Linked DNA regions of Homo sapiens: all the other regions are linked to region 3. A link is a loop called in an ENCODE intact Hi-C map of the cell type or tissue named here. Cell type or tissue: endothelial cell of umbilical vein. All regions are shown on one strand. Each heading gives the region's core, and the rest is flanking DNA. Links, peaks and the distances in the headings are about the cores only. Region 1 overlaps LOC124904902 (a long non-coding RNA gene). Region 2 has its middle 88 kb from the start of DHX35. Region 3 holds the start of SLC32A1 (solute carrier family 32 member 1). Region 4 has its middle 50 kb from the start of SLC32A1.

Region 1 (7,335 bases), core at 1,143-6,142, 65 kb after region 3:
AAGGTCATGCTAATATAAAAATAAACAAGAAATTAAAGAACAGTGTGTTATTGGTCAAGTGTGGTGGCTCACACCTGTAATCCCAGCACTTTGGGAGGCTGAGGCGGGTGGATCGCTTGAGGCCAGGAGTTTGAGACCAGCCTGGCCAACATGGTGAAACCCGTCTGTACTAAAAACACAAAAAGTTAGCCAGGCATGGTGACACACACCTGTAATCCCACCTACTCAGGAGTCTGAGGCACGAGAATCACTTGAACCTGAGAGGTGGAGATTGCAGTCAGGTAAGATCGCATCACTGCACTCCAGCCTGGGTGACAGAGCAAGACTCTGTCTAAAAATATATATATAAAAAATATATAAAATATATATATATAATATATATTATATATAAAATATATGTAATATATAATATAATATATATCATATATTATATATATAGCATGCTATCATGTAAAAAAAGAATATGAGGATAAACAAAATATACCAAAATAAGGGTAAAATATGTAATATCCTTGTATTAAGTAGAGGATCATAGCAGGAAAGTAAAGTGATTATTATGGTACTATTACTATTACACTGGTCTTGACTGCAAAATCATTTCCTGCCTGTCCCCAGGCTGGAGGTCAGAAATGGCAAAGCTGCCACCATTAACTCTGTTGAGGTTCTACTTCAGGGCTTTTTTTCACTGAGGTGGACACCTGGAAAGCCTCCACTACAGGCCCATAGCCAGGCAAGGGAATGGAAGCTGCCCGAGGGCTCCAGCTGCTCACTGAGTTAACATGTGGGAGGTGGACCACAGCAACTATGTGGGGAAACCCTGTCTGCACACTGAATCCCAGCAGAATCTAGCAGAGCCAAGAGCTGAGTAACACAGAGCCCCAAGGACATCATGTGAGACCCTGGATCCAGCCTCACCTGAGGATGTTTCAGAGCAGAGTTCTCTAAGGCACAAGCTACAAGTGAGCATGGCTGTAACAGGCCCAAGGGGGCACCAGAACTGGGGAGAGGGGCTTGGTGCCTCAAATATTGACTGCTTTGGGAACGGCAGGAGTGCTTGAGCGGTGGACACCGGCAGCAGCAGCGAGGCCCCTCTAGAAGCCTAAGAAGGGCGCTGGAGCAGAAGGGGACACACAGCAGGGGATTGGTTATCTATTGCTGCATAACACCCACCCCAAAACTTAGCTGCTTAAACAACAACTATTGTATTTGCTCAGGATTCTGTGGCTCAGCAATTCATGCTGGGCTCAGCTGGGCAGTTCTTCTGCTGGTCATGCCAGAGTCACTCATATGTCTATAGTGATACGGAACTTAACAGGGGCAGGCAGTCCAAGGTGGCCTCACTCACATGTCTGGGGCATCAGCTGGGATTCCTGGAACAGGTTGAGTGGCTGGATTATTCCGTGCATGTAGCCTCTCATCCTTAAGGAGTCTACTCCGACTTTATTCACAAGGTGACAGTGTTCCTAGAGAACCAGGCCCTGTGTATACAAGCATCCCAAGCTCCTGCCTGCCTCATGTTTGCTGATGGCCCACTGGCCAGCGCAAGTCACATGGACAAGCCCCAAGTCAGTGTGAGAGGGGGCTATGCATAGGCGTGGATGTCAGGAAGTGTGGTCCATTGGACTCCATTAATGTCATGACGTTGCCATGTAATATACAATGCATGCTTGGCCCTCAGCCTATGTCTAAGCTCAGGTGAGACCTTCCCTGGGACAGCCCAAGCATAAGCAAGTGAGCCTGGCAGGTGAGACTAGAGCTGGTGCAACCTGCATTAATGAGGGGATTGGTGCTTTGATAGGATTAAACCAGGGGCTAGCATAGCACAGAGGAGGGGGCTTAACCAATGCCAGGGCTTTCAGAGGCCCTGTGGCTAGAGGTGACAAACACAGTCTCTCAAACCAGGCAGACCTGGGTTCAAGTCTTCACTCTGCCATTTCCTTCTTCTGTGGTCCTGGGCTAGTAACTCCCCTACTCTGACTGTCAGTTTCTTCATCTGTGAAATGGACCTCACAGGGTTGCTGTGAGAATCAAAGGAGCTCAGAAGAGCTTAGCCTGACACAAAGCAGCAGTCTATAAATGGTGGTGCTAGTGATCAGTGTGATAAGAGTGGTGATAAACATCATGGTCCCTGACATTGGTGACAGGAGGCAGGGTCATGGATGTTCTGGATGAGCAGAGAGCTCTGGATAGGTGACTAGGAGTGGCCTGTTAGAGGAGGGCAGGGAAGGGCATCCCAGGCAGAGAGAGCGGTGCATCCAAAGGCGTGGAGGTAGGATTGAGAATGATGTGCATGACCAACTGCGACACCATCGGTGTGTGCAGTGTGCCTCGAGGACGGGTGCCATGGCAGACCGCATTTTCCCAAGACAGATATCGCCTATATATCACATGATCGTCTGACAATGTGGCTGTTAGGAGCAGAATCATGTTCCCACAAATATATACGTTGAAGTCCAGTACCTCAGAATGTGACTGCATTTGGAGATAGGGCCTTAAAAGAGGTGATTGGCCGGACGCAGTGGCTCACACCTGTAATCCTAGCACTTTGGGAGGCCGAGGAAGGCAGATTGCCTGAGCTCAGGAGTTCGAGACCAGCCTGGGCAACACGGTGAAACCCCATCTCTACTAAAATACAAAAGAAATTAGCCGGGTGTGGTGGTGTGTGCCTGTAGTCACAGCTACTCAGGAGGCTGAGGCAGGAGAATCGCTTGAACCCAGGAGGTAGAAGTTGCAGTGAGCCGAGATCATGCCACTGCACTCCAGCCTAGACAACAGAGCAAGACTCTGTCTCGACAAAAAAAAAAAAAAAAAAAAAAAAAGAGGTGATTAAGTTAAAATGAATGCGTTAGGGTGGGGCTGTAATCCAGTATGACTGTGTTCTTATAAGAAGAGGAGACACCAGGCATGTGCCACACAGAGGAAGAACCATGTGAGGACACAGTGAGAAGACAGCCATCTGCAAGCCCAGGAGGGGGTCCTTAGGAGAAACCAACTCTGCCCACACCCCATCTTGGATTTCTTGCCTCTACAACTCTGAGGAATAAACTTCTGTTGCTTAAGTCACCCTGACTGTGGTCCTTTGCTATGGCAGCCTTAGCAAACGAATATATTGACTTTGACATCCCTCCCATCAAAGGGTGTCCTATTTCTCCTCTCCTTGAAACTCACACTTGAGCCCAACCGCCATGCTATGAGGAAGCCCGAGCTAGCCCAGCAGCCATGCTGTGCCTGAGCTAGCCTAGCTGCCATGTTGTTCCTGAGCTAGCCTAGCAACCATACTAGGAAGCCCAAGCTAGCCCAGCTGCCATGCTGTGAGGAAGCCCAGGCTAGCCCATGCTGTGAGGAAGCCCAGGCTAGCCCATGCTGTGAGGAAGCCTGAGCTAGCCTTCACGGAGAGACCACACAGAGAGACCCTTGGTAGGGGTTGCAGCTGACAGCCATCATCAATACCCAGACAGGTGAATGAAGACACCTCCGGATGATTCCAGCTCCCAGCTATTGAGTCACCCCCCCCTCCACGTCCCCACCCCCAGCTGGTGAGTCACCCCCAGCCAACAAGTATTTCCACCTGAGGCCCGGGACATGTGGAAAAGACAAACTATCCCTGCTTCACCTTTTCCAAATTTCAGACCTACAGAATTCATAAGCATAATGAAATGGTTGTTTTACCCCTCTAAGTTTTGGAGTAGTTGGATACAAAGCAATAGCATCTCCCAAGGGCTCTTCTAGATGGAGCAGCTACCCACAGCCTGGTTCTGTTTTTGACGTAACAGCGTAGAACGCCCCTCTCCCGAGCACTCCCGAACTTTGAGAGAGACCTGATACTGCCACTTGGTGGCCAATAGAAACTATGCAAGACCCGCTGTTTCGCCCTTTCTTCTTCCTTAAGAGTTTATTCACATTCATTCATTCATTCCACATTCATAATCCCTGATGGTGGTGGATCAAGTGTAGTTTTAAAAAGCATATTCGAAAATTACTTTTTTTAATATGCTTTCATCTTTGGTCATGAAATTTCATTTACAAGTCTACAATCCCTTACACTCTTCCAAAATCCAAAATTCTCTGCAAACTCAAAGCGTTTGCATCAGTTTATAAAAGCTTACTCAGTAGCTAAATCTAATCCGAACTGGCTTAAGGCTATTTATAGTCTTTCATTAACATTTCACAGTAAGATTTTTTTTTTAATTTTTTTTTTTGACGGAGTCTCACTCTGTCGCTCAGGCTGGAGTGCAATGGCACGATTTAGGCTCACTGCAACCTCCACCTCCCGGGTTCAAGTGATTCTCCTGCCTCAGCCTCCCCAGTAGCTGGGATTACAGTCACCCGCCACCACACCCAGCTAATTTTTGTATTTTTAGTAGAGACTGGGTTTCACCATGTTGGCCAGGCTGGTCTCAAACTCCTGACCTCAGGTGATCTGCCTGCCTCGGCCTCCCAAAGTGCTGGGATTACAGGTGTGAGCCACCATGCCCAGCCCACAGTAGAAATAATAATATTTGATTTGGGGGTGCTGCTCTAGACCCCTCTAAGGATGTCGTAAAATAGCAGTAGTTCTCAAAGTGTGGTTCTGAGACCAGCTGCATTGGCATCAAATGGGAAATGGAAATGGAAATTCTCAGGCCCCACTTCAGACCTACGGAGTGAGTGTGGCCCAGCCCTCTGTGCTTTAACAAGCCCTCTTGGAGATTCTGACTCACGCTCACATATGAGAGTCACTGATATAGACTCTATGCACCCACCACATTGCATTTATAAAATTCAAAAAATTGTGAAATTCCTAAGCACATGTAGTCCCATGCTTTATGAAAAAGGATTGCTTTCAGACCTGTATTTTGGAATGTCAAGTAATATTAAGGGAAGCCATGAGATTTTCATGTCTAAAAAGGGGGGAAGGGGCCAAGCGTGGGGGCTCACGCCTGTATTCCCAGCACTTTGGGAGGCCGAGGCGGGTGGATCACCTGAGGTCGGGAGTTCAAGACCAGCCTGACCAACATGGAGAAACCCCATCTCTACTAAAAATACAAAATTAGCCAGCCATGGTGGCGCATGCCTGTAATCCCAGTTACTCAGGAGGCTGAGGCAGGAGAATTGCTTGAACCCGGGAGGAGGAGCTTGCAGTGAGCCGAGATTGTGCCATTGCACTCCAGCCTGGGCAACAAGAGCAAAACTCTGCCTCAAAAAAAAAAAGGGGGGGCAGTGGGGAAGGAGTTCCTTGTAGGAATGGAGAAAGGGTGTGATTAATAACAATAAAAGCTAACTTTTGCTGAGTTATTTATAACCTATCAGGCACTGCGCCAAGTGCCTATGCTTATCTAGTCCACATAATGCACCTAGGAGATAGTTACTTTTATCATACCCATTTTATGAATGGGGAAACTGAGGCAAGTGGTGTGAGCACCTACCAAAGCCTGAAGAAGGTCAGCAGTAGAAGCTGTGGCCTTCAGTAGAGGGACACAGCCAACTCACATGGCCTCACTTCTGCCCTCTTATCTCCTACAAGAAGCCAGAAGACAAGGGAATTCCTATGGTGTCATCCACAGTAGTGCAGAGCAAGATGAAGTATGCTACTCAGGCCTCCAAATTTCCCTCCAAAACAACTGCACCAGCGTTTGGTTCCTCCCACCCCAATGGGTTCCACTTACACAGTCTTAGGTCTGTAGGGCTAGTGAAGACAGCCAGCCTATCATTTATTATGCCTCTAGTGCAAATCTGGGTATCACAAATGCATGCTATTGTGGTTATAAAATATAAAAGTATCAGCCGGGCCCAGTGGCTCATGCCTGTAATCCCAGCACTTTGGGAGGCTGAGACGGGTGGATCACCTGAGGTCGGGAGTTCGAGACCAGCCTGGCCAACATGGTGAAACCCCGTCTTTACTAAAAATACAAAAAAAAAATTAGCTGGACATGGTGGTGGGTGCCTGTAATCGCAGCTACTCAGGAGGCTGAGGCAAGAGAATCGCTTGAACCCAGGAGTTGAAGGTTGCAGTGAGCCGATATTGTGCCCTTGCACTCCAGCCTGGGCAACAAGAGTGAAACTCCATCTCAAAAGTAAATAAATAAATAAATAAATATAAAAGTATCACACTGTAAGTGTTCATTTGCAGCTTGCATTTTTTCCCAACTCATTTTGTTTTTTCAGATTTATCTATGTTGATGCAGGCAGCTTTATTTCTGTTCATTCTCTCTGTTGTTTAGAATTCTGCGATATTAAAGCACTCCTGAATCCATTTATCCATTCCCCCTTTGGTAGGCATTTAGGATGTTGCTGGCCTTTTGCAGATAAAGGCCTAATGAATATCTTTAGACATGTCTTCTACACAGGTGGGAGGTTTTCTCCTAGCTGGATGTTCCTAAATGTGGAGCTGCTGTATTACTGGACGCGAGTACCCAACTTTCCCAAATAATGCCAAATTTCCCTCCAAAACGATTGCACCAGGGTTTGGTTCCTCCTACCCCATGGGGTTCCACTTACACAGTCTTAGCCCACCGCGGTATTGAGAGACTATTTTATTTATATTTATTTTGCCTTTCCGATGGATGTGACCTCTACCTCCTATCTGTTTTATTTACATTTCCCTGATAATTCAGAAATGGAGCATCTCTTCAACCCATCTGTCATGTGGGGATAAACATTTTGCCTTTCCACTTCAGGCTTTGCCTATGTACAGTTGACCCTTAGGCAACATGGGTTTGAAGTGCACAGGTTCACTTAAACACAGTTTTGTTTTTGTTTTTTTTTCAATAAATACAGTAGGCTGCCCATATGGATGGGTTCTGCATCTGCAACCCAATGCGGATGGAAGATACCATATTTGCCGGAATCCTGCAGGACTCCTGAAATTTTACGCACTGATTTTGGGAACCAGAGTCCTCTGCAGATACCGAGGGATGACATATCTTCCAAGCATAGATTTCTAGAATTTCAAAAGACCTTCCCTCTCTTATTCCAGGCAGTAACACATGAAAAGCGCTTCGGCTTTCAGGCTGCCTCCTGGGCTGTGGGTGTTCCAGGCTCAATTTTGCCACTCAGGCCTGAGGAACAATTTTGTTTGCTGTCGCTGGCATCTGTCCTTCCCCAGAGGCAAAGAGTGACAATCGCGAGATGGGTGAGAGCTGAGGGCAACCACAGTAGCAGCGCAACAAAACAAATGCAGAAGGGAAGGAAACCTAACCCACATTTGTAATTTCCAAAATATTGTCTTGCTGCATTTTCAAGCTCTGTTTATTAAAGCCCTGATGTATGCCAGGAGTATATTTCTCTATCCTCCAAACACTTCCACCAGCCTCCTAAAGCAGGGTCACTTCATCCCTACAACAAATTCTTGCTGCC
Region 2 (7,335 bases), core at 1,242-6,241, 330 kb after region 3:
ATAATTCACATGTAATAAGTGCACTCATTTAATTGGATAGTCAATACGTTTTGACAAATCAGTACACCACAGTGACCACCAAAATCAAATATAGAACATTTTCACCCAAAAAGTTTCTCATGATCTTTTGTAGTCAACAGCCACCCCGACTTTGCCCCCCAGCCTCAGGCATCACTATTCTGCTTTCTGTCACTATGGGCTAACTTTGCCTTTTCTAGAATTTCATACACATGGGATCATTTAGGATATACTCTTTTGGGTCTGGAGGAGACCTGGTTTAAGCCCCACACCCAAAATTAGATAACTTTGTGACCCTTGGCAAGACATAATTTTGTCTTCAACTCAGTTTCCTTACCAGTGCAATGGGGTGGTAATAACTTAAAACCAGCAAGCCTTCCTTCCTTCCTTCCCTCTCCCTCCCTCCCTCCCTCCTGTCCTTCCATGTGCACAGGTGCCACAGTGAGCTCCATTGTAAAATTCCAGAAAGGAGCTGGGTCAGGGGTTGCTCAGGAAACAGGAGCCTCTGCTCCCTCCACGTGTGTCACAGAGGGCACCCGCTGCCCCTCCCTCCATGCCCATCCCAGCCTCCCTGGTGCCGTGGTGTGCAGGTCCCCGCATCTCCTTCAAGGTGGACTCCTTTTATTTAAACAAGGGAGATAGGAAGTCACCCCGGAAAGAACCAGATGCGGTGATGAGGGCCCCCACCCTCAAGATGGGCAGAGGCCAGAGGTGACCAGGACCTAAGCAGAGGGGAGGACCATGTCAGGGGGTGGGGGTGCACAGAGGCCCGGAGTGGGGCCCGCCTGGCCCTGGGGCTCGGGACACTGGAGTTTTCAGGGGGAGCAGTGAGTGGAAGGCTCGTGGAGCTGCTGGACACCAGATGAGTGTTGGCATCAGGACACACACATTGCTCAGAACCACCCAGGAACAATCTGATGGACACCTTTGTGCCCTTCACAACACAACTCACTGACACTGGACACCCAGAAGCACTTGCAGATAAGAGACCACTGCACACAGAGCACAGTCCCTGCTTCCCTGGAGCTCACGTGCTAAAACATGACCCACATCCAGGCTGCAGCCCGTCCTTAGCCAGGGATGTGGAGGGTCCTGAGTCTGGTCCTGTTGAGTCCTGAGTCCTCCAGACTGGCCCTGCCAAGTTGCCAGGCATCTGATGCAGCAGAGCAGCGCTATGCTGCCCTCTGCTGGCCACATGGAGGCAGTGAGTCCCCACACTGCTGTCCACTCCTGGCAATGGGCTCAGGGGAAGTGGACTGTGTTTCTGGTCCCTTGCTTCTGACAACCTGATAGAGCAGATATGGAAGGGCAGAGGCACTATAAGAACTCTTCTCCCAGTTCCTTGATTCCCCCCCATTATTCCTTGTGTGTCCCCCACTTCCCCTCCCTTCCCTGTGTCTGGATTTAAGAAATGACAGTTGAGGCAAATCATGTTGCTTTTTCGGCCATCTCCTGCAGTGTCCCCTTTCCATGGCCTCATCCTGTCATGGCCCTGAGCTGTTGCAACTGGTTCAGGGAGGTCTCTCTTGGCCATCTTTCATCCAGTGGGGATGGAGAGACCAGTGCCATTTCTGGAGGGAGCACCTGAGTTTGGAGGTGAAACATAGGTGATACCTTATCCAGGTGACACCTTCCCTAGGCCACAAAACCATAGTTTCTAGATGGAGCTGGGCATGGTGGCTCATGCCTATAATCCTAGCACTTTGGAAGGCTGAGGCTAGAGGATGGCTTGAGGCCAGGAGTTTGAGACCAGCCTGGGCAACATAGGCCCTGTCTATACAAAAAAATAACAATTTAAAAAATTAGCCGAGTGTGGTATGTGTGCCTCCAGCCCTAGCTACTCATGAGGTTGAGGCGGAAAAGTCACTTGAGCCCAGGAGTTTGAGGCTGCAGTGAGCTGTGATCAGTTGTACCACTGCATGTCAGCCTGGTCAACACAGCGAGACCTTGTCTAAAAAAAAAAAAAATAAAAATAGATGGACTGGTGCCGTGCCTTTTTTTTTCCCCCCACAGATTCTTTGACATGCCTCCCATGCAGAGGTGGGGTCTATGTCCCTCTCATGAATCTGGCCAAGTTGGTAGTGGTTTTGACCCAGGGTTGTGTGAAGTGATGTGGTGTGACTTCTGAGGCTGGGTCACGAAAGGCCATGCAGCTCCTGCCTGGCTTGCTGGGACACTGCCACCCGAGCAAGCCAGCTACCTGATAACCAGGATGCTGGAGAGGCTACTCATGGGCTGTGGTTCATGATGCCATCTGAGAAGTGGGTCCTCTGGCCCAGCTCTTCCAGGGCCCAGCCTTCTGGGTCACTGTCAGCTGAGGCCCAGACATGCAGGAGTACAGACAAGCTGTCCCTCCTGTGCCCTGTCCCAATTCCTGACCTGGCTTCTGGAGCTTGGTTTGGAGATGGAGCCCACCTTGACAATGCTGTTTCCCTGGGAGAATGGGCCCCCTCTTGGCTGGCTTGCAGGAGCTCTGGGAGTCTCCTTCCCCTGTGACTCCTAGGGGCTTGGTGGCTCTGAGCTGGGCAGCTCCACATTCTCTCAATTTCATTCTGTCTGATCCATGTTAGTTTTATTTACTTTTTATGTATTTTTTATTTTTCTGACATAGAATCTCGATCTGTTGCCCAGGCTGGAGTGCAGTGGGGATCATGGCTCACTGTAACCTTCAACTCCTGGGCCCAAGGGATCGTCCAGCCTCTGCCTCCCAGAATCCATGTTCGTTTTAATATGAAAGCAACGTTTTATGCGACAACCAGGAGCTCTGAAGGGTTTTCACGTGGATGAGCCACACGCCGGGATTTGGAATTGCGGGAAGTGCCCAGCGAGTAGGGTAGGAGGAATGTTGGGGGTGGGACTGGACTAGAAGGGAGGCTGGGACGTCGTCGAGAACGAGATTGCAGGGACGCTGCGGTGGGAGAAGTCGAATTCCCACCCTGTTCGTCCTCCGCAAAGAGTGACTGAGGCTCAAAAAGCCACAGCCTTGCCCAAAACGGATGCAGCGGGCGCAGGCACGGTCCACACCCCGAAGCTTGCCGATGCCCTCGGCGGCAGCCCGTCCTGCAGAGCCGCGTTCCCTGCGCCCAAAGCAAGGTCGGACCCCCACCGGGATTCCCGGAACCGGGTGTCCCGCGCGTCCCCAGCGCAGGCAGAGACGGCGAGACTTCCGGGTCGGCGTTGCACACGGCGGCCGGCAGGCGGCGCTGGAGCCCCGCGTTTGGGCAGCCAGGACGCCCTTGCGCTGCTTCGGGTCCTGCGAGCGCCCAGGGAGGGGGTGAGTGCGGGGAGGGGTCAGACCCGTGTCTTGCCCGGTGCGAGCTCACCGCCTGCCCACCGGGCACGTCCACAGCAGCTCAGTCCCGGTCTGAGCGCATCGGAGTGAAAACAGCCCCCGCACCTCTCGTGACGGTGTCCCCTTCTCTGTCCACGTTGCAAGAAGCTATACTGTACTCACCAAGTCTTTAAATCTTGACCACTTCACCAAGGAAGGTATGAACCTCTCCATTTTACAGGCCCAGTTCAAAAAGCAACGACAAAAATCAACACCAGCAAACCTTTATGGAGTTCTAATTATTGACCTGGCCTGCCAGGGTCCTTCAGAGTGGAGTTGGGGTGGGTGCGGGAGAGGGGTCAAAAGCCAGCCCTCAGGAGGGGGCCACCCGCGCAGCCCTCTCTCCACCATCAGGGCTCTTGCAGACCCAAGGGCCTGCCAGGAGAAGCAGATGGGCCATGGTAAATCTGAGGGGCCATTGGGATGCCCAGACTGTCCCAGGTCACCCCATTTCTGCATTTTTGTTCATTTTGTTCAGGTGGCCCTGAATGTTGTGCCCTCCTCTTGGGAACTGTAAGTAATACAATCTTCCTTTCAGGCAGTTGACTCTGTGTCTGTCATCTTCCCATACCTGATTACAACAAAATCATCCCATGTACATTTTTAAACAACTGTCTAAGATTGTCGCAGGGCTCAAATGACTTAACTTTAAGTGCTTACAATGATGCCTGACACATGGTAAGGCTAATCGAGGAGTAGCTATTGTTACATCTCTTTCTCCAGCCTCTTCCTTCTTTGCACCAACTGCCTCCCTCTGAGCAATTTTGAGGGAGGTTTATCTCGAGGTGCAGCCAATCCCAGCTGCTAGGGCCAAGATCAGCCACGTGCTCCTTTCCCTTGGCCATGGCTTTGGACACTCCAAGCTGGCAGTGAGTGCCAGGTGAGGGGGCTGCTAGGAGCCGGCAGGGGGGATCTCACCTTTGTGCCACTTATGTCCCTAATCAGGGGCAACCTCCCCAAATCTGCACCCCCAAATCCCCTCCCCAGCTTGACTGGAGAAATCACTCTAACTCCCAATGATAGCAACTCCAAATCATAGCAATAATAATTTACTGAGTGCTTACAGTGAGCCAGACACAGTGCTAGCATCTTGTACCAGCAGTTCTCAAACTTTTTGGCTTCAGGAACCCTTTACACCCTAAGAATGATCAAGGCCCTCAAAGCTCTTGTTCATGTGGGTTGTATCTATCACTAATTACCATTTTAGGAGTCAAAACAAATTTTAATAATATTTATTTATAATTTATTTAAAATAGCAATAATAAACACTACATGTGAGCATAAATAATATATTCCTATGACAAATAACTATATTTCACAACACACAAAATTTAAAGAGAAGGAAGTGTGGCTTTGTTTTATATTTTTGCAGATCTCTATAATGTCAGCCTTAATAGAAGACAGTTTGATTTTTATATCTGCATCTGCAAGTTTTTGAGATACCACATGTCATGTAGCCCCTGTAATATTCCACTGGGAGTTTTAAAAAGCTTTCACTGAGAGCAAAAAACCCCCACAAATAACATGTTTGTATTATTGTCAACATTATTCTGAATTTTATGGACCATCTGAAAGGGTCTCAGAGACCCCAGAGGTGCCCATAATACACTGTGGAAACTGCTGCCTGATATACATGATGGGTAGCTTCCAATATTGCCCCATTTTTACATATGAGGAAACTGAGGCACAAGGAGATTAAAGTGACTTGTCCAAGGTCATGCAGCCAGGCATCAAAGCTAGCTGGGGAGTCACTTGATTTTGGTGTCCAGGGTCCCAGCACTGAGCCCTGAAAGAGAGGGTAGGAACTGGGCACAGAAAAAGCCGGAAGGGCAGGTTGGGCCATGAGTGGGGGAGCTGGGTGTGCAGTGAGGGGTGGGGGTGGGAGGGGACCGGGGGATCAGTTAGTCACCAAGTGGTCCTGGTGACAGGGCTGGAGATGGCAGCTGGCGGCGGATGTAGCCTCGGGCTGGAAAATCAATAGGTGATCAGCGGTCCAGGGGCAAGCTGTTCATCAGGTGCGGCAGAGGGGCAGGGGCAGGGGCGGGGGGGCTGGGAGGAAATATCACTGACCCCCGGCAGGATTGATCAAACAGCCAGACACCCAAGGCCAAACTCACTAATAAAGTGAGACATTCAGCTCAGCCCGGCGGCTGCTGCTGAAGGTCTTAAAAAAACCGCTTACTGGGGAGTTCTTGATAAACTGTCTTTGTTTCTTGAGGCAAGTGGGAGGGAGGACAGACTGTGGGGAGGCCTGGCTCGGCTGCCGTTTGGCCTGGGACTCATGGTTTGCCCCAGGTCTGGACCACAGAACCCTGGTGCTTGTATGGCATGTGTGCTTGCACTACAGCACATGCCATTTGTACAGGGCATGTGCAGACACATATGTGCACACTATGTCGCACACATTCAAATGTGCCTGCACATGTCTTTGCACGCCCGTGCACATGCTACAACCTACATTTGCTTATGGTATGTGTGCACACATATGCATGTGCTACAGCACATGTGTACAAATATGCCTTGCATGTGTGCATAGACATGCGTGCACCGCATCACATGGCATTTACACATGCATATGCTATGGCACATATGTGGGCACAAATGTGCCTTGCATGTGTGCGTATACGTGCATGTGCCGTAGCACACAGAATCTGCCTTTGAGGGGTGAGCATGTGTGCTTGGGGGTTAAACTCTTTCTCCATTGTTTCACTGATATCACCACTTTCTCTGCCTGTAGTCCCAAAGGTGCCACATTTGTAATGACAGTCATGATTATTATGGGGTGGGGAGATGGACGGAAAAGTAGGGACTGGAAAACTGTATCTAAAAGGCTAAGCTGTACAACAGAGAGAGGCAGGTGTGAACAGGAAGAAAGAGGGGGAGGAAAAGTGAAGGGCCGGCATGGTAAGGGCTAAACATCGTTTGGACTGGGAGTTGAGGGAGAGAAAATGGCAGGATTCGGGGGTGGCTGGGTAGCTGTTGGGGGAGCAAATTAAAGAATAAAGGATATGCAAATATAATTTTTATTTTTATTGATTTATTTTTTTTAAGACAGAGTCTCATTCTGTTCCCCAGGCTGGAGTGCAGTGGCGTGATCTCAGCTCACTGCAACCTCCACCTCCTGGGTTCAAGCAGTTTTCCTGTCTCAGCCTCCAGGGTGGCTGGGACTACAGTCTCATGCAGCCACGCCCGGCTAATTTTTATATTTTTAGTAGAGACAGGGTTTCACCATATTGCTCAGGCTGGTCTCGAACTCCTTTCCTCAGATGATCTACCCACCTCGGCCTCCCAAAGTGCTGGAATTACAGGCATGAGCCATCGTGCCCGGCTGCAAATAGAATTTTAAGAACTGTGTTGGGTAATGACATCCTTTGACATTCTTTCAGGAATCCAAGTAAAGAGTAGAACCTTTCCCGATCACTTTCTGATTGTTGGACTGTGTTTTGTTAAATGTGCTACCGTATTAGACTGGGCTTGTGCATACACAGAATTTATTTTGATTTAATAATTACATCACTCACATTGAGAATGAAATTTTATTGGAATGCTTTTGCAGATGAGAGGTTTTATTAAGAGCTTTTCCATGTGTCATATACTAACTCGAAGGTATGGATACTACTTTTATTTCCATTTTTTGGATGAATTCATTGGAGCTCAGAGGCTTAATCACTTGCTTAAGTCAGGTGGCTTATAGGAGGTGGAACTGGGATTTGAACCCAGCCCTCTGACTCCAGAGCCCAGGCTGCCTTGGCCATTATTCCAGAGTATAGTGGGGAATCTGGGGGGTCAGACAGGTAGACCAATGGAGGAACATTTGCCATCCCTGTATCTTGCCCCAAGATAGGTGAGTAGAGCCCTGAGGAGAGGGGCAGTGCATTTGGCTTGCACACCATTCAGACCCTTCACCCACCAGCAGTTACAGCCCATCTAGCCCCAAGATCCCTCCCCCAAGATCCCCTGGCTGGGAATCATCTGCTCTCTTGATT
Region 3 (7,335 bases), core at 1,485-6,484:
TGCTGGCATCTAATTATAGCCAGCGGGACTAGAATCTGATTTTGAATTTCATCTCTTTGGACAATGAGGTGGCCAAATACCAAACGACAACCAGGGAGAAATGATGTAAGGACAAGACGAGGTAGTGCAGGGCAAGGCATGCTGGAAAGAGCCTTAGGATTCCTGGGGGTTCTAGCCTGGCTTTAACCTGGATTCTGTGTGACCTTGGGCAGGACACTTCCTTGCTCAGGCCTGAGTTTTCTTGTCTGTAAAACTAGGATAAATGTGAGGTTCTGTTGGGATGTTTGGGGGAGGTTTAAACATTGCAGAAAGGAAAATTGGACTCAGGGCTTTCTAAGTTCCCTCCTAGACCCAAGAATTGGAGTGGGGAGTATAGGAAGAGACTATGCTTGTGTCATCTTGACAATTCCTGGAATAGCCAGAACAGAATCACGTGCACAGGAAGGGCTGTGAAAAGGTTCACTGAATGAAGGAATAAATGACCCCATCTCTCACTGATGAAAAAACGTCACAGCCCACTTTAGACTCACTTGTCAGAGAAGGCATCAGTGGCCATCCTAAGGTCTGGGTGTAATGCTGTGGAGGAGGCACTGGGGAATCCTACAAAGACCCAGCCTCTGCCCAGATCATCTCCTGTGGGCCAAAGAATTTCACCAGAAACAGAAGGGGAGAGGATGGCAATTAGGATGTGGAGATCTTTGTCTATAGGAATCTGTAGGGAAAATTCTCTCTCTCTGTCTTTCCTGTATCTGAGAATTGGGGTGGGCCGAGGCTCTCCGTATAGGGCAAATTTCGGATGGGGGATCGCTTCTATTTAGAAGCCTCCTTGGAGGAGAGGATCTCTGTGTTTGGAGGAAGAATCTCTTTCCTGTCTTTGTTCTGGGTCCTGTCATGACTTGGAGTGTCTGTATTTGGAGGACGGTTCTATAGAGGGGTCTTTTTTTGTTTTGTTTTTTGTTTTGCTTTGTTTTGTTTTGTTTTTTGGTCTTAGTAGCTGGAGGCTAAGAAGAGGATTTCTGTCTTGGTTTCCACCAGGCAGGAGCTAGGGGCTTTCCAGAGCTTCTGGGGAAATTAAGGGGGTACCTGGGGAGAGGTTAGGAGCATCTCTGTCCAATGTGGTGGAGGTTCCCTATCTGGAGAGAAGCCTCCTCCGGGAGACTGGGAGGGGCTTGGGATGGGAGGAGGTGGCAGGAGGCGGGAGGGTGTAGAGAGGGAAGCCTGTCTTGTCCTGGCAGCTCCAACTCTCTGGCCAAAGCCCTCGGGCCGCCCTACTTGTGCGCTGACGTGAGCTAATCTAGAAATACTGCAGAGAAAGAGTGGCTGGGGTTCCCAGGGAGAAAGGGCCTCGAGAGAGGGGAGATGGGGAGCTGCTTCCTTTTTTGTTTCCTTCGGTTTTTCCGTCCGCCCCCGCCCCCACTTCCAGTCACAGCCGCTACTTCTCCATTCAGGCTGGGACTGCCAGGTGGAGCCCTGCGGTTTACTGCTCAGGAGGAGCCCGGCCAGGACATCAGCTGGGGACTTACGCAGGGACCCATTCAGAGCAGCGGACCCTCACGGAGACTACTACAAAGGGACTAACACAGGCACGAACGCAGGCAACCCCATTCGGGAACACATACGTAATCCAACACACTAGCTCTGGCACACACACTGGAATGCGCGCAAAACCACACAGACACAGAACACACGCGGTTACCAAACCTCATTCTCAGAGGCCACACTGATCCAACCTCAAGCAGAGTCTGATACAGCATCGGTCTTTGTCTCTGGGTCTCTCCCTTACTCGCGCTCACACACCCGTACCCCAATCAACACAAACAGCCCAAGCTTTCACAGCCTGGAGGCGGCCGTCGGAGCAGGGCCCCAGCGCACCGCGAGCCTCTGCTTCCTCCGCCTTGCAGCGCCGCGAGCCCTTCTTTCCTCCGCGCCTGGCCCCGTCTGCGCCCCTCTCGGCGTGGGCATTCGCAGACCCGCTAGGAGGCTGACGAGAGGTGTCCTCATAGAGTCCTGCCTTCTTCCAGACCCCCAAACGAAAAGAAAGAGAAAAGCCAACCTTTCGCCTCCATTCTGCACGCATTTGGAGAGCGGCTGGTGGCGAGCGATCCGCACAATCGCTTCCCTCGCGGCGTCCCTGGACGGGCGGAGAGAACCCGGGTGACTGAGCCTGAGGCTGAGCTTCCTTGGGAGCGATCCATGCCAGCCACTTCTACCTTCAAGGGGGACTCGCGGCCGGGTTTACGCGCGAAGGATGGGTGCCAGGGAAACTGACTTATAGACGACCCGCTCCGCGAGAGACTGACAACTCAGTCCTGCGGGCTTTCGGGGCGCCCAGACCAGTCCTTAGCCAGAGGATCTGGGGCTGCACAGCTCCCGGACCCTGGAGGGGGTGGTCCGGGGGTGGGAGACTGCGAGCATCAGCCCACGCCGGCCCCCTCCCACCCTGCGGCGGCGAGGTGGGAAGGGCCAGGATGCGAGCTTAGCACCTCCCCTAGAAATGCAGCACTTCGCCCCCCCACCTCCCCTGCCCTCGGCGCTCCCTCTTTCACGCGCTCCCTCCCGCCTCCTTCCCAAGGGCGCCCTTCTTCTGCCCCCAGCTCACGTCTGAATCCCTCGGCGCCCCCTTTCTCTTCTCCTAGCCCCTTCCTCACGTCCCCTGCCTCCGGGTATTTCCTCTCTCCAATCCCCCACCCCCGCACCGCCTGATTCCGAGGGGCGGGAGCGCATTGGGCTGCGCACGGGTGGGGGCGCCGCGCCAGCTTCGCGTAGCTGCTCTGACGCCGCTGCCGCCGCCGCCGCCGCCGCCGCCCTCCGCAGCCCAGCTCGCGCCCCGCGGCAGCTCCGCAGTGCACTAGCCACCACCGCCGCCGCCGCCGCTCCGCCAGACCTGCTGCCAGCTTGCCCGGTCCAGCCCTGAGAGAGCCTCGAACGCCAGCTGCGAGGGTCATGAGCCAGAGAGCCCCGGGGCGCCGCGCGGAGAGCAAGCGGAGATAGCGACTTTGCGCCCCCCAGCCCTCGCCTTCTTGCATCGCGTTCCCCGCATCCTCGGGTCCTTCTGTCCTTTCCGCTGTCCCCACCGCCGCCATGGCCACCTTGCTCCGCAGCAAGCTGTCCAACGTGGCCACGTCCGTGTCCAACAAGTCCCAGGCCAAGATGAGCGGCATGTTCGCCAGGATGGGTTTTCAGGCGGCCACGGATGAGGAGGCGGTGGGCTTCGCGCATTGCGACGACCTCGACTTTGAGCACCGCCAGGGCCTGCAGATGGACATCCTGAAAGCCGAGGGAGAGCCCTGCGGGGACGAGGGCGCTGAAGCGCCCGTCGAGGGAGACATCCATTATCAGCGAGGCAGCGGAGCTCCTCTGCCGCCCTCCGGCTCCAAGGACCAGGTGGGAGGTGGTGGCGAATTCGGGGGCCACGACAAGCCCAAAATCACGGCGTGGGAGGCAGGCTGGAACGTGACCAACGCCATCCAGGTAAGCGCGGGATTCCCAGTTCTGCCTGTCCTCCCCCCTCCCAGCTCAGCGTGCCGGGCTCTGCCCCCGACAGTCGCCCGGTGATCTCGGCCTGGAGACCCCCTCCTGTACCCAGGAATCTCCCTTTCTCCATCCCTCCCAGCCCTGCGCGGGGACCTACGCCCCCAGGCGGTGTTTTCCGCCCTAACCCACGCTCCCTCCCAACGGCACCAGCTGCAAGACCGCTAGGCTGAAGTTCGGTCTGAGACACCTGTCCGGAGACACTGCAAAAGTGAAGGAAATGGGGGGAGGGAGCAGGAAGCGATGAGAAAGAAAGAAAATCAGGATTGGAGGGCACGGTTTGGTCTTGGACTCTGGAACGGATTCACAGCTGCATTTTTGGGAGGAAAGAAGAAGGGGAAATCGCTGAGGTCGGAGTCTCCTCCCCCCGCACACACGCATAGACACGCACACGTATATAGGCAGGCACACCACATGCCCACAGCCCCCCTTCCCACGAACAAAGGCGCAGGCACAGGCGCACACGACATGTATCTATATATAGACCACAGTACTATCCCCAAATGCACCTGCGTACACCCCTACAGCTCCACAAACAAAAGCATATACCTGCACATACCAAACACACGAATATTCGTTTGAACATATGCACACACACATGCACAGATGCATGCAGACAGGAACCAGCCTGCTCCCTTGGGTGCGGCCCTGTTGGAGACATACAGGTATACACACACGAAAGCACACACATGCTCCCACACAAACACATTTAGTCCGCAATAATCCAGCATTACCTGTGCACAGACTCGCCCCTCTCGCCCGAAATCCCGGCTGCACCGCAAAGAGGCGGCCAGCTCCTCCCCGTGTGACCCTGGCGAAGCCCTCTCCAGAGGCTAAGAATGGCCCCTGCTCTCTAGGCCCTCTCCCCTTATTCCTAACCCCCCACTCCCCACCAGGCGGCGCAGGACTCCTACATAGGGAGCAGGTTTGGAGTCTTGGCAACGACCTCCGAGCTAGCAGGGGCTGGCAGGCCGCAGCTTTCTGGGCCGAAGGAGACTTCAGCTCTAGGCAACCCCGGTCCCTTACAGCTTGGCCCCGCGGCGTCCCTGGAGCGCACTATCACTGGGGCCACGGAAGGCAGGTTTTCTGGGAGCAGAGGCCTCCCAGGGGTTGTTCCATGTATCGGGGTAAGCAGGACTCCACCGGGCCCCGAACACCAGATGGCCCGACCCAAGGCGCTTTCCGCTCCGGGGCCCGGCGAGACGGCCTTGCTGGATCACGGACCCGGGGCTGCTCCCGCCTTCGCTGTGCCCCGCGACTTCCCGGGGCGTCTTTCAAGGCTCCGTTTGATAGGCCCCAAGGGAGGCCAGGGCAGGAGGCTGGAGGCTCGTAGGCCTCCGGGACCCTGGATTTCGTTAGCTCTTAGTCCCCGTGTGGATTCTAAACCCTACAGCCCTGTCCGCCTGACCCTGAAGCTTCTGGTTCTAGACTCTTGCTCGGTTCGGCTTTCTGGCCTCCCTGGCGCCTTCCCGCCAAGCTCCTCCTCCTGCTTGCCTCCCCAGCCTCCACTTAGTCCCCTTCCTTAGGTCTCGCCCTCGCCTCACTCTAACTCCAGCCTTGTCCTAAGACTCTCAATTTCCAGCCCTGCTTCCTCCTCCCCGCGCGCTGCTCCCCAAGCGTCTTCACATTGTCTCTGTTCTTGCCTCCCAGGGGCTTTGCCCCACCTTCAGCCCCTCTCCCTCTCTACCCTATTTCCTTTTCGCCTCACAACTGCAGCCTTTAACGTTTCCTCCTCTGGTCTGAGCCTGAGACGCCCGAGTTTTCCTCTTTAGCTCCCGTGCCCCATTCCAGCCCCACCACAAATCCCGTGCCCACTCTTTCCACTGGCCCAGGCCCAGCTCACTACCTTTCTTAGAGCCCCTTTCCGACTACGCTCCCTTCTGTCCCTTCTCATCTCCTCCCCCAACTCCTCATTCTGTTCCTGTCCCCAGAAACCATCCCGAAGTATCTCCCTTCCCTCCTGTGGCTTCTCCCTATTCTCAGCCCTCTCCCACCCTAGCCCTCTCGCTATCACCAGCCATTAGCGCACCTTTCCTTCTCAGATCCGTCCATACATCCCTCCCTCTCCATCTCTGGCTCGACACCCGGGCTCACTATTAGTTCCCCTACATCCACCCCGCAGCCTGCTCTTAACCTCTCCTCCCCGGCGGCTCAGACCCAATTCTCAGTGTCCTTAGCGCCCCCTTCGGGCCACAGCGTTAAGCCACGCCCCCCGGGCCCCTCATCCGTTGCCAAGTTCGCTGAGCGTCCGCGTCTGGTTGCCTCTCCGCCCCACAGGGCATGTTCGTGCTGGGCCTACCCTACGCCATCCTGCACGGCGGCTACCTGGGGTTGTTTCTCATCATCTTCGCCGCCGTTGTGTGCTGCTACACCGGCAAGATCCTCATCGCGTGCCTGTACGAGGAGAATGAAGACGGCGAGGTGGTGCGCGTGCGGGACTCGTACGTGGCCATAGCCAACGCCTGCTGCGCCCCGCGCTTCCCAACGCTGGGCGGCCGAGTGGTGAACGTAGCGCAGATCATCGAGCTGGTGATGACGTGCATCCTGTACGTGGTGGTGAGTGGCAACCTCATGTACAACAGCTTCCCGGGGCTGCCCGTGTCGCAGAAGTCCTGGTCCATTATCGCCACGGCCGTGCTGCTGCCTTGCGCCTTCCTTAAGAACCTCAAGGCCGTGTCCAAGTTCAGTCTGCTGTGCACTCTGGCCCACTTCGTCATCAATATCCTGGTCATAGCCTACTGTCTATCGCGGGCGCGCGACTGGGCCTGGGAGAAGGTCAAGTTCTACATCGACGTCAAGAAGTTCCCCATCTCCATTGGCATCATCGTGTTCAGCTACACGTCTCAGATCTTCCTGCCTTCGCTGGAGGGCAATATGCAGCAGCCCAGCGAGTTCCACTGCATGATGAACTGGACGCACATCGCAGCCTGCGTGCTCAAGGGCCTCTTCGCGCTCGTCGCCTACCTCACCTGGGCCGACGAGACCAAGGAGGTCATCACGGATAACCTGCCCGGCTCCATCCGCGCCGTGGTCAACATCTTTCTGGTGGCCAAGGCGCTGTTGTCCTATCCTCTGCCATTCTTTGCCGCTGTCGAGGTGCTGGAGAAGTCGCTCTTCCAGGAAGGCAGCCGCGCCTTTTTCCCGGCCTGCTACAGCGGCGACGGGCGCCTGAAGTCCTGGGGGCTGACGCTGCGCTGCGCGCTCGTCGTCTTCACGCTGCTCATGGCCATTTATGTGCCGCACTTCGCGCTGCTCATGGGCCTCACCGGCAGCCTCACGGGCGCCGGCCTCTGTTTCTTGCTGCCCAGCCTCTTTCACCTGCGCCTGCTCTGGCGCAAGCTGCTGTGGCACCAAGTCTTCTTCGACGTCGCCATCTTCGTCATCGGCGGCATCTGCAGCGTGTCCGGCTTCGTGCACTCCCTCGAGGGCCTCATCGAAGCCTACCGAACCAACGCGGAGGACTAGGGCGCAAGGGCGAGCCCCCGCCGCGCTTCTGCGCTCTCTCCCTTCTCCCCTCACCCCGCCCCCACCAGCCCAGTGCGCCCTGCCGCCGCGCTTGGGAGGCCAAGCTTTAAACATCTCTGGTTCCTAGTTTCTGATTATTCGGGGATGGGGGGGATGGGAGGGGACAGGGATTCACGATCCATCGCGTCTGCGTTTCTGTTGTCCTTTCTTTTCCACAACACCCTGGTTTTGGGGGGAGGCGGGGTGCATTTGCGGGCAGGGTTCTCTGTCCTTCCAAGTGGGGCCCCGACACTTTGGTTCCAGTCATCGAGGGGGTTGGGAAGGGAGGGAGAGGGGGCG
Region 4 (7,335 bases), core at 943-5,942, 51 kb before region 3:
CTAATGAGCCAGTGTCTCTGCTGTGACTCAGCCACGGCCCAGGGGTCTCCAGGGAGAGGGGACTGTCTGCAGGCCCTGGCTAGCAACTCTCTGCTAACAGCACCTTTCAGCTCCCGCTCTCTCAGCTGCTGTAGCCATTAGTGCTGAAATTAGCATCGTAATTGCCTTTTAACTATTCTTAGCTGTGAAAGAGACCAGGCTGCCCCGCCTCTCCCTCCCTGCCTAGAGAGCAGTGTTGGCTTCCCTTCCTGGATCTAAGGACCACCCCCTGTCCACACTCCCGAGCCTCAGTTTCTTCATCCTCCAAGTGAGGGTGATAATCCAAGCTTCAAAGGCTTATTGTGATGCATATAAAATGCTTGTCATAGTTCCTAGCACACTGTGAGCAATGATGCCAGTTGTTGTGTTTGGAGACCCAGGAGTGCAAGGATATGTATGCAAGTCCATGTCATAACCAGCGTTAGTGCTCAGGTCCTTTTGACTCTGAGCTTAGGGCTCTTCCTGTCCCACCGTGTCAATCCTTAAAATGTGCCTTTCCCTGCCAACAATGGCTTGTTTGTAGGCTGGGCAGTCACTCTTGTAATCCCAGCATTTTGGGAGGCCAAAGGGGAAGAATCACTTGAGGCCAGGAGTTGGAGGCCAGCCTGGGCAATGTATCGAGATCCCACCTCTACAAAAAATTTTAAAAATTACATGGGTGTAGTGGAGTGCTCCTATAGTCCCAGCTACTCAGGAGGCTAAGGTGGGAGGATCACTTGAGCCTGGGAGGTTGCAGTGAGCCAAGGTCACACCTCTGTACTCTAGGCTGGACAGCAGAGTGAGATCCTGTCTCAAAACAAAACAAAACAAAACAAAACACAATCATATGAGATGACAGTAAACAAGATCTTGCCTGAAAACATTCAGCTTTGTCATCATAATTAGAAGATTTTTACTACAAAAAAATCAGGCCTCGGTGAAGAGAGGGGACTCACCCCAAAGGAGTTGCAACCACTGGGTCATCTAGTTTGCCCTCTTAAAAGTGTGAACACTAACTTTTGATATGCAGCAAAAGGTTGAAGGGACGGATGATGAAGCCCAGCTGCCTGGTTCCAGTCCAGTTCTGCCACTCCCCCCAGGGTGACCTTAGGCCAGTTACTTAACCTCTCTGTGCTTCGGCTTCCTATTCTGCAAAATGAGGATAATAATGCCTTTCCGGCAAGTGTGTTCTGAGGTATGAATCAGTCAATGTAGTGAAGCACCTGGCACAGCAGTAAGACACAGTGAGAACCAGGTAAGTGTTTGCTCTTATTACTCATTAGGCATCTTTACTTACTTGCTTGTGTGGCTTCTAAACTGCAGTTTGGGGAGGGGGTTCTGCAATCATCAGCAGCAAATTGTTTTTAGGCCAGTCACCATCACATGGACGATGTTTTCTTACCCTTGGTTTAGACTTGAATCCCAATCAGGCCAGGAGGGGAGATCCCCAGGCTGACCCCGTTTAAGGTGCAAAAACTGAGGCTTGAGAAAGTTAAGTAACTTTCCCAAGATACACACATTATAAAAAGAGGAGCCTGGCCTTGAATTCGGTCAAGTCTCCAGTGCTGGGCACCAAGTAGCAGGCCCCTCAGCTGGCCCTGCATCTTCTTGGGCCTCCCCATAACCCCTGTCAGCAATCCCCGTTTAATGCGAACACCATATCCTTCCCTCCTGGCGGAGGCATATCTGGCAGTGCTTAAAAGCACAAATAAGCTGAGATTGATATGAGGATGAATTGAATTAACATTTATACGACCAGTACAGGGCGTGGCACAGGATGAGTGCTAAGTTAGTAATATTTATGATGATGATGACTATTACTATTATTATTCTGAGACAGGGTCTCACTCTGTTGCCCAAGCTAGAGTGCAGCGGTGCAATTAAGGCTCACTGCAGCCTCCACCTTCAGGGCTCAGGCGATCCTCCCTCCTCAGCTTCCTGGGTAGCTTAGACTACAGGCGCGTGCCACCATGCCCAGCTAATTTATTTATTTATTTTGTAGAGAAGAGGTCTCACTGTGCTGCCCAGGTTGCTCTCAAGCTCCTGGGCTCAAGCGATCCTCCTGCCTCGGCCTCCCAAAGTGTTGGGATTACAGATGTGAGTCACTGCACCTGGCCTATTATTATTTAGCTCGGAAAATCAACCCTAATGACCTCACCGGATACACCACTTCCAGGCTTGGATTTTAGGTTCCCTACACAATTTAGGGCTGTGTCCTGGCTTTAAATATGTAAATGCTGCTGTGAGAAACACATCCTCGGGAGGGAGAAGGGGTGGGCTCAGAACCTAAGACTTTCCAGGAACTCAGATGGGGACTTGGGAAAGCTGTAAAGAAGAGGTCCCTGATCTTATGAAGTTTATGGAAAACTACCTAATTACAAAATTACTTCACGCCTTGAAAAAGAACGGAATGAACAGGACGCTATCATACAGAATAACGGAGGGGTGGGGCTCCACTTCTGATCAGAGGGTCAGGGAGGACCTCTTGGAGGCGGTGATAGTTAAGCTGACACCTGAAGAAGCCAGTCATGCAAAGAGTGGGTCAACAGCTTTCCAAGGCAGAGGGAATCAGGAAAGCGATGGGCTTGTCTGAGGAACAGAAAGGACAACGAACGTGTGAGTCACACTAAGGGGCGCCGTGGTGCGGCATGAGGCTGGAGCCTGATCACTCGGGGTCTTACTGGCCACGGTGAGGAGTCAGGGTTTCATGCGCCCCTGCAGTCAGAAAGCATGGCCCAACCCCAGTGCCCTAAGTCCGGAAACATTCAAAGCTGGACCCAGGGTAGCGGGATCCGGGGCCTCTGGGGACCCGAGAGGGACGTTAAGTTCAGGGCTTCAGGGTGCAGCCCTGGGGTCGGTACCCCCAGCCTCCAACCCAGAGCTGGCAGCGCTCGCCCCCTTCTCCGCGCGGGCCCTCAGCTCAGCTCCCTCTTCGCTCCCCGTGTCCCCGCGAGCGGGAGGGAGGGGATGCTAGGACGCCCTGTCGGCGTCGTCGCCGCTTTCCGCCATTGTTTAGTCGTGATGCTCTCATTTTCTCTGAATCAACAATTTTCTGCTCGGCTCCGCGCCGACCGGCGAACGCGGGGCTTTTCCTCGCCCGCCTGATGACAGCAGAGCGGCGCGGAGCAGCTGGTCCGGAAGGAAGCGCCAGGCGCCTGCCCGGTCCCAGGCGTCCGCTGCCGCCCACCCACACCAGACCCCGCCCCCGCGCGTCAAGCCCCGCCCATCCATACCAAGTCCCGCCCCCACACCCTCACCCACACACCAGGCCGTCCCCACCCCGCCCCCAGAGCCCCGGGGCGCCCCGCCCGCTAGCCGCGCACGCGCAGTGAGCACGGCGACCCCCGGTGGTCGGGTGTCTCCGCAGGCCGAACACGCTGCTCGCCCAGCTGCGGATCATTACCGCCCTTTTGTTCTCCGTCGCGCGCTCGCCCCACGCTAGGAATGCAAACTGTAGGCGCCGCCAGCCCCCCCTTCCTGTTTCCCTGGGTGGGAGTGGGAAGGGAGTTTTAAACTGAATTGTGCTCAGACTCCCAGCCCAGTCTTCCCGGAGCCATCCGTTCCTTCATCCAATGCGGACACCCATATCTAAGGTTCGGGCAGGATTTCCGGGGCACCCTCAAACCCAGCCCGTGGGATCCGGGAAGGCCTCCTGGAGGAGAGTCCACGAGGCACGGAGCCGAGGATGGGGTTGGGGTTAGGTCTTGGAGGGCTTCGAATTTCCGGCAAAGGGTCTGGGATGGTTCTTGAGGACAGCAGGGATTTGCAGGGAGGCTGGGGGTGGAGGTGGGCAGAGGTCTTGCTCACATTTGTGTTCTACAAAGGTCCTTTTGGCTTTTGGGAGGCGGAGACTGAGACTGGAGTCCAGAGGACCAAGGAGGACGAGGTAACTGCCGTGGTCCAGGTGGGAGAAAATGTCGGTGAGGTCTTGGGGGATAGAACGCAAAAGAAGACTAGGGAGTAAAATTTACAGAACCAGTGGCTAGTCAAGTTTAGGGGTGAGGGGGAAAATGAGGACACCCCCAAGATTCTGACTTCCGTGACCATATGGGCGGGGGGACGTCTCCTGAGAAACTGGGAAGGAATGAGGGTTGCTGGGCTGAGCAGATGAGGGAGACCTCGTTCTCCCACCCCCTTCCTAACCTTGTACTTTCCACACCTACGTAAGTAGGCCCTCGTTTCACACAGGCCTCTGTTCAGCGTCCCTTCCTCTGAGAGGCCTTTGCTGACCACCTTTTGTAAGACCCTCCCCATCCCCATACCCTACCCACTGTTTCTTCACGGCACTGACCACCCAAAGTTGTATTTGGATTTGTCTATTGGTTTCTTTTCTGTCTCCCCCACAAAACTGTGAGCTCCTTGAGGACAGGGGCTTTGCTCGGTTCTTTGCAGTATTTCCAGGACCTGGGACACCATTGCCTAGTCTCTGCCTAAAGAATGCATGAATGAATGAATGAGGCAGTGCAGGGTCCAGGCCTTGCTGGTTCATCACTGCATTCTGAGCTGAGCACTAAATAGCAATTTGCTCAATAAATGCATGAATGGATGGATAGTTGCTTCACAACCTAGTAGATAAAATCTAGGCCGGGTGTAGTGGCTCATGCCTATAATCCCAGCACTTTGGGAGGCCGAGGTGGGTGGATCACTTGAGGCCAGGGGTTCAAGACCAGCCTGGCCAACATGGTGAAACCCTGTCTCTACTAAAAATACAAAAATTAGCCAGCCGTGGTGGTGCGCACCTTTAGTCCCAGCTACTTGGGAGGCTGAGGCAGGAGAATCACTTGAACCCAGGAGTCAGAGGTTGCAGTGAACCAAGATCACACCACTGCACTCCAGCCTGGGTGACAGAGTGAGACTCCGTCTCAAAACGAAACAGCCTGGTAGGTAAAATCTAGAGTCATAATGTGAGGAGCAGTACCGTGAGATACCATCAGGATAATGGATTAATAATAGCCCATGTTTATTGAGCGCCTCCTTCACACCAGGGCTGTGTTGCCTGCTGCAGATGGGTTATCTCAGTTAGTCCTCATGTCATCCCTATGAAGTAAGGACTCTTGGTGGCTCCATTTACACACATGAGGAAAATGAGGCCCAGAGAGGTTGAATGATATGCCCAAATTCACACAGCTAGTAAACGGCAGGGCCAGGATCTGAACCTAAGGTGGTTGCACTATTACCAAGTCACAGCACAGTACATGGATGCTATGGCTTGGTGGAAAGGGTCAAAAGCATCCCCACACCCAGTCCAAGGCTCCTCCTAACTTAGATGATTTCTTCTCAAAGGGTCAGAGGCTCCATGTTGCCCCAGCCAGGCCCAGAACAGCAGCAGAGGTCTGGCTGAGTAGAGAGATGCTGATACTAAGTCTACCTGGCCAGTCCTCGACTGTGGGACCAGCACTCCACTTCATGTGTGTGTTATAACATTCGATCTTCAGAGCAAACTTGGTGAGGCCCTCGCGGTAATCATTCCCATTTTCCAGATGGAGAAAGTGAGGCGTAGTGAGGTAAACCAGCTTACCTAGGGCCACACAGCTATTGTGTGGGACAGCTGGTGTCCAAACCCAGGCAGGCTGATTCCAGATCCCACCTCTGTGCTTCCTTTAAGCTGACCACAGCAGGAGGCTGGATGAGGCCAGGCCAGCTCAGGCTGGCCATTCTCAGTGCCAGATGGTGGCTGCCAGGCATGGCTGGAGCGGTGTTTACCCTGTGGCCATTCTGCCTCTGCCCATTGAGAGGGCAGCCCTCTCAATCATCATAAACCGAGGCTGAACCAAGATAGCAAATCCGCATCCTCCATCCCCTGTCACTGGACATCCTGTATTCAATCACCCACATATTCATTTCTTCTAATCTTTCTCTCTTGACTGTGATAAAGTCACTTTTATAGTGCTGAGAACGTGCAGTTCATTTGAATTAAGTCTGCTGGAGTAGATTAGTTTGTGTGGGAAAATCAGGGCTATAAAAGAAGGCATATTTCAATGGTTCTTTTAACTGATTATGCTCTAGGGTCTTATTGTAAGAATCTCATTTGGGGTGTGGGGTGTGTGTGTGTGAGAGAGAGAGAGAGAGAATTGCACACTCACTTCTAGAACCCTGGAGTGCTGAGGAAGACCACCTAGAAGCCTCCCTATAGGAAGGGTCTGGGCTTCCCTTAGAGAAATGATGAAGGGAACTCTGCTATTATCTCCATCAGGTGGTGGCTGCCCAACCTCTGGGGAATGGGGCAGATAATTCACTCTCATGTAGGAGGGCCCTAAAAGACTTGGGTGCAGCTGAAGATGATCAGCTCATGCCCAACAGAGTGCAATGGCAAAGAAAAGTGGACTGATTTGAATGCCTCCAGAGCCCCATCTGGGAGGAGAGGGTAGGCAGACATTGCCAATCTGAGGGTTATTATGCAGTTACTGTCTGCCTTTCCTGGGAGCTCTTTGAAGATAGTCCTGTTCATCACTGTCTGCCCAGTGCCTGACCCTTTGGAGGCCCTCAGTAAACATTTGGTGAATGAAAGGATGGAGAGAATGAGGAGAGCTGGCCATCAACACCAGCTGTCTACCTGGGCCAATAGAGAAGTTGCCCCTAGGAAGGGTAGACCCAGCAAAGGTCCAGGGCATCAGGGTTTCCAGACCCAGCAGCTCATGCTTGACATTCAAGCCTCAGAAGCAACTGTCTTCAAGGGACTATGTGAGTTTGGACAATGAGCATTTCAGCAGTGGCCAGTGGAAATGGAAGAAAAGAGGATTCTCCCCACATGACCTGCTCTGGATAAACCCTTGTGACCTTTCTTCCACTGGCAGGGGTAGGGGTGTGGTGAAGAAGCTTCATTAGGACAAATTAATTTCCTTCTTGGCCAGGTGGATGGGGATTTAAAACTGACCCCATTTGATTCAAAGAAATAAGTGATGGGATGATTCTGGCTCCTAAAATTATGGGGTTAATTCAACTTATTTCAGGAGTATTAAATGGGGTTGTACAAGTGCCCCTGGTCCTAGGAGAACCTCTTTTAAGTTCCTCCACCTGTCAAGATGACTACTTTGTTACAAGAGCTAGAATCTACAAGAGGCCAGGTCTGCTAGGGCCTCCCAACTGATGGTACAACAGACAACCTGTGGCTGAAGGGAGAGACCTTCTAAAACAGCCAGCCTTGGCCAGAGCTGTCATGTCTAAGGACAGCATGTCACTAGTTCCCCCAGGCCCCTCTGCCTCAGCACCCTCTCCTCTCCAGTTACCTCCTACTCTCTCCCTCCAGAGAGGAATTGCAGCATGGGGTGATTGATGGCTATCAGGTATGTGATTATGCATGTGTGTCCAAACCCACCT

Evidence for each region. A loop is a pair of places that touch in the nucleus more often than their neighbours do. Peaks named below come from ENCODE experiments on the same cell type or tissue, not always from the same donor. Only the 100,000 strongest peaks of a DNase experiment are listed, where the experiment ranks them.
Region 1: it touches region 3 in a loop (7-fold over the local background); 5 of 110 quality-filtered maps call a loop at or near these places.
Region 2: a loop joins it to region 3, with 8 times the contacts of the local background. A loop is called at or near these places in 4 of 110 quality-filtered maps.
Region 4: a loop joins it to region 3, with 5 times the contacts of the local background. A loop is called at or near these places in 4 of 110 quality-filtered maps.

Annotation. Positions count from the first base shown.
Region 1 is chr20:38,786,812-38,794,146 of GRCh38, forward strand. LOC124904902 (a long non-coding RNA gene) reads left to right here. Exons shown (of 2, transcript XR_007067584.1): 2 at 1-25. Among named protein-coding and RNA genes, the nearest start is that of PPP1R16B, 15 kb to the right of the region's middle. In endothelial cell of umbilical vein, for the core only: a CTCF peak has its summit at 3,837 (motif pointing left); a DNase peak (open chromatin) is centred at 3,810.
Region 2 is chr20:39,047,033-39,054,367 of GRCh38, forward strand. No RefSeq gene overlaps it. Among named protein-coding and RNA genes, the nearest start is that of DHX35, 88 kb to the left of the region's middle. In endothelial cell of umbilical vein, for the core only: a CTCF peak has its summit at 3,205 (motif pointing right); a DNase peak (open chromatin) is centred at 3,229; H3K4me3 peaks cover 859 bases.
Region 3 is chr20:38,721,644-38,728,978 of GRCh38, forward strand. It overlaps SLC32A1 (solute carrier family 32 member 1), which reads left to right and starts at 2,843. Exons shown (of 2, transcript NM_080552.3): 1 at 2,843-3,471; 2 at 5,809-7,335. The coding sequence starts at 3,082. The coding sequence ends at 6,996. RefSeq lists enhancers at 4,698-5,235, 5,450-6,110, 6,771-7,335 and a silencer at 5,543-5,837. In endothelial cell of umbilical vein, for the core only: CTCF peaks have their summits at 4,420 (motif pointing right) and 5,725 (motif pointing left); no DNase peak of the experiment used is centred there; H3K27me3 peaks cover 4,472 bases.
Region 4 is chr20:38,671,265-38,678,599 of GRCh38, forward strand. No RefSeq gene overlaps it. Among named protein-coding and RNA genes, the nearest start is that of SLC32A1, 50 kb to the right of the region's middle. RefSeq lists a silencer at 3,193-3,302. In endothelial cell of umbilical vein, for the core only: no CTCF peak of the experiment used is centred there; a DNase peak (open chromatin) is centred at 3,207; H3K4me3 peaks cover 1,056 bases; H3K27ac peaks cover 395 bases.